Linked DNA regions of Homo sapiens: region 1 is linked to region 2. The links are chromatin contacts, found by Hi-C or POLR2A ChIA-PET in ENCODE. All regions are on one chromosome and are shown on one strand. The core of a region is the stretch at or near the end of the contact, and the rest is flanking DNA. Distances in the headings are between cores, read along the strand shown.

What was found. Hi-C counts contacts between places; a loop is a spot of excess contacts on that map. ChIA-PET counts read pairs that join two places held with the same protein, here RNA polymerase II (POLR2A).
Region 1: a loop to region 2 is called in a map of natural killer cell, with 5 times the contacts of the local background. The contact joins the promoter of TAB2 here to the enhancer-like site in region 2. A Hi-C loop is called at or near these places in 1 of 168 maps with a recorded cell type or tissue (natural killer cell). POLR2A ChIA-PET finds 5 or more read pairs at or near these places in 1 of 52 experiments (WTC11).

What each region holds. Positions count from the first base shown.
Region 1 is chr6:149,315,378-149,319,439 of GRCh38, reverse strand. TAB2 (TGF-beta activated kinase 1 (MAP3K7) binding protein 2) reads right to left here and starts at 1,728. Exons shown (of 7, transcript NM_001292034.3): 1 at 1,425-1,728. RefSeq lists enhancers at 396-505, 666-845 and silencers at 936-1,835, 1,926-2,465, 2,516-2,585.
Region 2 is chr6:148,558,404-148,562,592 of GRCh38, reverse strand. No RefSeq gene overlaps it. Among named protein-coding and RNA genes, the nearest start is that of UST, 190 kb to the left of the region's middle. RefSeq lists a silencer at 2,567-2,746. Within about 2 kb of position 2,337, at least 9 of the 41 ENCODE cell types and tissues checked have a DNase peak (open chromatin) inside an H3K27ac peak, as active enhancers do.

The DNA of each region.
Region 1 (4,062 bases), core at 479-2,978, 760 kb before region 2:
AAGCCTACAACAAAAGAAAAGCAAGTCTTCCTTTATTACAAACTGCCATGGTTTCAAAATTTACAGTTTCAAACCGTCAAAAGTTTAAAATCGTGATTTCATTGTTACAAAGAATGTAAAGATATTTTTTAAAAGGTGTCAATACTCTGCTACTGTATGAACAGTGTAGTAAGCAGAAGTGAAAAAACTGAAAGCAAATATTCTATTCCATGCCCACTAAAATTCCCGGCCAAATCTGGAATTGCATAATGATCATCATAACCTTTAGAGTATGCTAAAGCGGAAACGAAATTCCTTTTCTAAAATGTGAATCAATCTGACCCCAAAATTAGACACTTTACAAACTTACCTAAAACAGACAAAATGGATGCAAAATTATATTGCCGTACAGTTGCTCTGAATACGATCTTAGCGTTCAAGAACTTTCCAATGAATAAGGGTACTCAACAGCCTGCACTGGGGGCCTAAATTTCGTGAACTACGGAGAAACCCCTGTGAGGCTGCAAATTCCCTCCGCTCTCCTGGAAAACCCTCTTATCAGAAACATTTGAAGAATTTATCCACAACAATTAAGCTGACTTGAAGAATGGAAACCTAACATCTCAAATATACTATATATGGAATGAAACATGGCCAAACACATAAATACAAACTCACACGGTCTCTGACACTTTGGTGTACGACTGTGCCTGAACATCTCACAGCATCAGCAACAGAAAGATCCACCTGTCACCTGTTCAGCACCGCCAAGAGACCCTTGCAGCCTCCCTGACTCAACCACAATCGTAGGGTTTGAGGTTGATGGGACCGAAAACCAGAAACATCCAGTGAAATTTAAGGGGCCACATATTCATAGTAGGGCTTGCCCCCCACTTCAAAGACGGCTGCAGAAAACCAAGATCCGCAAAGGAACGATGTTCTCCCTCCCGCCCGACCCCCACATAACTGCCCCGTGTCTGTCCCCAAAACCCCCGCCCCTGAGTCATCTTTAACTAGACCTCGGCTCCCCAAAAGGAGATTTTTCCTCCCCCGCCCCCACCTCACACATGCCTGGGGGCGGGTCAGGGGCGCCGACGCAGGGAGGGGCCCTCCCGAGCCCCTTGCGCCCTCCCCCACCCGGGGCTCTCCTAGGCGCTCGATTCCAATGAAGCTCCCCCTCCCCCCCCGCACGGACGCCCCGGAGCCCAGGCCCGGCCCGATGCTCCCCACCCCCACCGGACTGGGGGACTCGGGGGGCCTCCCTCTCCGCCACGCCACTGGGGGAAGGAAAGAGGCGGAGGGAGGAAGAGTGCAAGTTAGAAGCGAACGCCCCGCACGGGCCTCGCGAGGCGGCAGAGCCCCTTCCAGACGGAGGGGGGTGCGGGGCGATGAGGGGAGAGCCAGGTTGGGGATCCCGCCGAGGCCCGGCAGCGCTGTCCGCTTACCCTTTGCCGCCGCCGCTTCCCCCTCCTCCTCCTCGGCCGCCGCCGCCGCCGCCTCTCCCACTAGGGCAGCCGTCTCCACCGTCGCCTCCGCCACCACGGCCGCCGCCAGCGCCGCCGCCGCCTCCGGTTCCACCCGGCAGGGGGGACACCTCAGCCCTCCCTCCCTCCCCGCTCAGCCCCCTCCGCTCGCCCGCCGCCGCCAACTCCCTCCGGCCGCCGCCGCCGCCACCGCTCCTGGCTGAGGGGGAGGGGAGGGGGTCGGGCTGGGTCGCCCCGCCGGCGGCTGCAGCAGATCAAAAACGACGGCTGGGCGGCGTCGCCGCTCCCCAATCCTCAGCTCCGGCTCGCTCGGCCTCCCCACCTCCCTCTGCCCCCACCCCCCTCGCGCTCGCCTGCCCTCCCCCCACCCCCCCAGCTCTCGCTCGCTCTCGCCGCGGCTCCGCCAGCCCAGTCCAAATCAAAATACTGTCACACAATATGGCGGCGCGGCGGCCGGCAAACACCGCGAGATCTGCAGCCGCGGCTGAGGCGGCGGCTGTGACGAGGCCTCCCCTAGCCGAACGGCGGGGGAGCAGCAGGCGGCGGCGGCGGCGGCGGCTGCGGCTGCGGCCCGGGGATGCTCTTCCTCCGACCTGTACCCCTCCCCCGACACTCGCAGTCTCTACGCCTGTCTTGCTAGGGCTGGAGGGAGGACGCGGGCCGCCGCTGGGGCCGTGCGAGGGGGGTGCCGGTGCGGGCAGCCCGGGGAGGGCTGGGACCCCCTTTCTCCGCCTGGGCCCCCCATCCTTGGGGGTAGGTTGCGGGTTCCACCTCCCGCCACGGGGGCCGCTAGCAGTTTGGGCTGAGGGAAGAAAGGAACTGAGCTCGCGTCCCAGCTGCACCTAGCGGAGGGGCTGGCCGGGTCCGGAAGTGGGTGGCGGGACTTGCCGGGCGGCCGGCGGCGCCGCGCGGGTGGGGTCCGGGGGCCCGGCCGGACCCCGGGGCGCTGCGGCGGCCGAGAGGAGCAGGTGGGCCCGCGGCGGAGGCTGGCGCCGGGTCGCTGCGGTCCGGGACACACCCCCTTGGAGCCGGATCGCACCGCCGGCTAACGGGAGGGACCCGTGCAGAATCGTCCCTAGGGTGTGCGGGAGACGTCTTGGGAGCCTCACAACTGGCAACTTCGAGACTTGGAAAAAGTGTCGGCTTCTGACTTTTCTTGAGCAGTTGAGGGGGAAAAAAGAAATCTAAATGCTGCGAGGGTTTCGTTGTTTCGATTTTATTTTAATTGCACGTTCCTAGAAGTCCTAGAAGCAGAGCCAAAGACTAGCTTTGCGGGAAGAGGGGGGGCCTTCAAGTTTCTACCTCCTTAAATAAATATTTGTTTAGTGTCCCCCTAGGGAAAAAAAAAGCGTGTTTAATACTCAGACGTTTCTCACAATGTGAAATATTTATTTAAAAATTCTAGCGCTTCCATGGTGTCCAAAACACTAGGGCATTTTTCTGCCCCTGTCCAAAATGTCCATATCCCTGGCAGTTTCTTCCTTGAAACAATTCTTACTCCAGAGAAAAATCCTAAAGGACCATTTTTATACTTTTATTTCCAGTGTGAGCACTGTAGCTACAGTGAGAATTTTTTTTAAACCATCTTTTAAATAGTAGAGCCTTCCTCACAGTTAAAAGTTCTTTCTCCCCACTTCCTTTTTCCTCATTCATCCTTTGAAAATACCTGAAGTCTGGGCTATAGCACCAATTCAAATACTTTGCCACTTCAAAAGCTGAAAGTACTTATGATTTACAATATCGGAATTTAATTATTCTCCATTGGTGATACCATTAAGAGAAGCAAAAGTAAAATTAGGATTTACAAAATTGGGAAGATTCTAGTTTTACTGGCGAGAAGAAATCATTAACTTTAACGCTTTACAGCAGTTCTCTGAGGAATTATTTCCATACTCAATGATAAAATAATTGATTAAATAATTTTAGATAAACTGAATCCATTAAGTAAATTTCACTTGTCTTTGAAACCATTATAAAGTACAGAGGCAACAATTGCTTTTGAAATGGTAGGATGATGTATTTTATGCAAATTTTTAAAAAAATTTATGGAATGTACATGTACGTATTTTAATAGAAATATAATGCTTTATAGATTATAGGTTTGAGCAGGTCAAGTCTAAAAACCAGTGGGGGGCAAAGAAGGTACATATAACAAATACATCCTTGCACCAGCAGTGCACTTAGAGCTATGTAGTCATGAGGAAGCATCAGACAAACCCAAGTAGAGGAAAATAAAATATAAAATAACTAGCCTGTATTTTTAAATCATGACCAATGTCATAAAAGACAAAGACTGCAGACTAGAAAAAACTAAAGACATGGTAACGAAATGCAATATGTGACCCTGAACTGGATCCTTTACTGGAGGAGAAAAATGTCATATAGGACATTATTGGGATAATTGGCGAAATTGGAATATGGGCTGTAGATTAAAGAATTGTATCAATGTTAAATTTCCTGAATATGTTTGCATGAGAATATCCTTGTTTATAAGCAAACACACTGAAATATTAAGGGGTAAAAGAACATGATATATGTGATTTTCTCCCAAACGGTTCAGAAAAAAATAAAATACATACATATACACACATACACACAT
Region 2 (4,189 bases), core at 1,088-3,587:
ATTCAGACAGACAGAGAAAGAAGAATGTGGGGAGGACTCTAGGATAGGAAGAAAATTCAAGCACGGATGAAATAGGAGTCACCATGCGATATTCAGGAGACATTGAGGGGACATTGAGATATTCAGGATGAATCGTTATTTACTGAAGGAGCCTGTGGTAAATAAGAGGTTTTTCTCTATGTGGAGGCACTAGAGCCAGGGGAATCCACGTTCAGCTAGATCATTGAGTTCTGAATCTTCCCTCTCCAAAACCCCTGTTAGCTCCACACATTCCAAAGCTCTGAAATGAAACAGCTACAGAATCTTTCTCTCCCTTTCCCTGCCTTGACTACTGCCAATCAGGGCAGGCATTCTTGCAAATACTTTATAATTGAAGGAGGAAAACAATGCCCTGGCTCCAAAGTGGCATTGAGGACACAAGCTGTGACTAGTTTCTGATTTTCCTCCCTGTTGGGTGGGCTTGAGTCATTGATGTGGTCCATGTGGCTGCTGCCCTACCCTCATCTTTACTGTTGCCTGGGAGGTGGCAGGAGAATCTTCTATGAGTGAGGAAAATATCACCCTCCGCCTGTGCCTTATTGGATACAGTTGGGTCCTGTGGCCACTAATGGCTGCAAGGGAAGCTGGCAAAGGGGGCTTGGGAGGGAGGGGCCGACACAGCTGCCACTGGTTTGAGCCAATTACGATTCATGTCCTGGGACTGGAAATAATGAGGCCAAACAAAGCAGAGATTCTGCCATCAGACAGCAGAGGGGTGGCTTTCGCAGAAAGGTCAGTGGGGCAGGCAGGTCTTTTCCCGGCACCTGCTATGTGCACAAATAATGACAATGAGGCTGAGCAGTGAAAGGACCTGCCTGGGGTCACAGAGCAAGCACAACTCCAGAGCACACCACCTCCAGGCTGGGCGCTGTCTTTTCTCCTGTGATCCCAGCACAGTGGACCAAGTGCTGGTGGCTCAATGTAAATTTCAAGGCCCCAGGAACTCCTTCACTGAAGATACTCATAGTTTTTAACCCTTACTATGCATCAGAATAACTTGTGGAACTTGCAAAAACTCATGAATGTCCAGACTTCATTCCCTGAAGTTCAGATTCAATTGGTCTGCAGTAGGCCCCGGGCAGCCTCCTTTGCAAAGCTTCCCAGGTATAATGGTGTTCTACTCTCCCCAGTTATTCAATGAAACACAAACTTAGGTGTTTCTATGAAGGTATTTTGTAGATGAAATTAAAACCCCAAATCAGTTGACTTTAAGTAAGGGAGAGTATCCTAGACCAGCAGTCCCCAACCGTTTTGGCACTGGTCACCAGTTCCATGCAAGAAAATTTTTCCGTAGATGGGGTGGGGTGCGAGGGGATGGTTTCAGGATGATTCAAGCATGTTTCATTTATTGTGCATCTTTCTTTCTATTATTATTACATACTCACCATAATGTAGAATCAGTGGGAGCCCTGAGCTTGTCTTCCTGCAACTAGATGGTCCCTTCTGGGGGTGATGGGAGGCAAGGACAGATCATCAGGCATTAGATTCTCATAAGGAGCCTGAAGCCTAGATCCCTTGCATGTGTAGTTCACAGTAGGGTTTGCGATCCTGTGAGAATCCAATGCCACTGATCTCACAGGCAATCAGATCCTAACAGGCCATGGACTGGTACCAGTCTGTGGCCCAGGGGCTGGGGACCCCTGTCCTAGACAATCCAGATGGGCCTGATTCAATGCATCAGAAGGCCTTAGAAGCAAAGCTGAGGCGTCCTTGATGAAGAAGAAATGTCATGGTGGACAGCAGCATCAGCTGGTGTCTGTGAGTTCCAGCCTGTCCTTCCTGATGATCAGCCTGCCCTATGGATTTCAGACTTGCCTCGTCACACCTCGCAATTAAGCCAATTCCGTGCAAAAAATCTCGAATTATACATCTCTCACGGGTTCTGCTGAGAACCAGGGAGTTATTCAGTAGTTGTTAAGCCAAAGGGCATCAGAATAAAATAACACAAGGTCAAATCTCATCTCTTCTCCCTGCGACCTTCGTGGCTGCAGTTCCTTCAGCTATAAAGTGGGGATCTCGGTGTTCGGTGCACAGGCATCCTGTGAAGGGTAACTGCTCTCAGGAGTGTGTACGTTCACTACACATCAGGACTGAGTGATGGCAGCTGCTCTTATACTGCTAGGCTATTCTGGGCCATGAGCAAATAAATGTTCAGACAAAAAATGCGGCTGGTGTTCCCTCACCATTGCTTGACATCTAAAGTTTAGGGCCTTGGAGTGACCTAATCCGGCTTCCCCCAGCTTGCTCCCGCAGTAGGCAAGAGGGCGCCTGCGCACACACAGACACGTGGACGCTGCACCCCAGCAGGTGCAGGACACCGAGGCGGCCGCCCAGCTCCGGTCATGAAAGCAGCCAGGAGTTCCATCGGTCACCCATCATCGCTCTCCTGGGAGTTTTAATAGGTGTTTTGGTTACAGGACTCCAGGTCTCGCTGCTCACTTGGTGAGTCGTGGCGGTCCTGCCGGCCCTGCTGCCGCCGCACTCGGTTTCGGGGCTGCGGCTCGGCTCCGCACCGCGCGGCGTGGACGCGCTCCTCCCGGGGGCTCCCGCGCCTCCCACCAGCGCCTCCCGGCGAGCTGGCTCGGCCTCCAGCCTGGCGAAGCAGTGCCCTCTGGCGGCCACGCACTGCAGCAGCGGCTCGCTCGGCAAGACGGAGGCCGAAACCTGAAACCGGCTCTGGGCCCTGATTTCTTTCTAAGCCACTGTTTTTTGACTTGGAAATCCATAAGAAATCCAAAATTGTAGGTTTTTCTCTTTTTTTATGAAACAATTTTTGTATTTTCCACAGACAATAAATTAGATGTTTCTGTTCCTGGTAGTGCCCAATGTGAGGATGGATACATTTAGCACCTGCACATGTGAAGGTGACCCGACATTAAAAGTAGGGAAACTCCGTGTGGATTTCGGTGATGAGCTACACGTTCACAAAACCACCCTTGATAGTCATTTCCACAACTTCCAGTCCTGAGAACTGGTCACTCCAGCAGGTTTAAGGTAATAATCTGTGGGTCAAAGTTAAGTCAAAGTTAAGCCTTGGATACGCAGAGAGGAGCCGCCTCTTTGTCTATTTACCTTGTCACTAGCCATCCGCGTATGGACCTCAGCCCCTCGTGTCACCCCTCTGGGTCTCCGTCTCCTAACCTAGGAAAGAAGAGGGTTAAAATAGAGCCTCTTCAGCGTTTGCATTTAGGATCCAAGGGCTAGTCATTCTGGAATAGTCATTCATTCAGCAAATACCACGTGTCAAGTGGAGAGGGTTCAGGTTCACCAGGGAGCAAACCTGTGCGTTCCCGGATGTTAAATTGTAGCAAGGGAGAAAGGTACTAAGCAATAAACCTAAAGATGACACAGTGTGTTAGAAGGTGAGAATGAACGCCAGGTGGAAACTGGCACAGGTGTGGGACTCGAGAGTGGTAGCCCAGGGAAAGGCTGAGGGAGAGGCAGTTTCAGATGACGGAATCAGGCCAGGACTCTGAAAAGTGTCCTTTGAGCAAAGACCTGTAGAAGGGCATGAGAAAACCACAGGGTCTTTCTGAAGAAGAGACTTCCAGGCAGAAGGAAGCCTGCAGAGGCCCGAGGTGAGAGCGGTCCGTTAAACTTGCGGACCAAGGAGAAAGCCTGTGTGGCTGAATCAGAGTGGCTGAAGAGTAGCGATGGCTGGGGAGGCTAGGAGGTCACAAGAGATGGTTACACAGAACCTGCTGGGCCACCGCAAAGGATTTGCCTTTGACTCTGAAAGAAACGGGGCCATTGGAGGTTTTGAGCAGAGGAGCGGCACGATCTGCCTGATGTTTTCACAGGTCTGTCTTAGCCTGCTCGGGCTGCCATACATAACAAAATGCCATAGACTGGGTAACTTACACAGCAAACATTTCCTCACAGCTCTGGAGGCTAGAAAGTCCAAGAAAGTCCGGTGAGGAGGCTGGGCGCTGTGACTCACGCCTGTAACCCCAGCACTTTGGGAGGCTGAGGCAGGTGGATCACTAGGTCAGGAGTTCGAGACCAGCCTGGCCAATATAGTGAAACCCCATCTCTACTAAAAATACAAAAATTAGCTGGGTGTGGTGGCACGTGCCTGTACTCCCAGCTACTCGGGAGGCTGAGGCAGGAAAATCACTTGAACCCAGGAGGTGGAAGTTGCAGTGTGCCG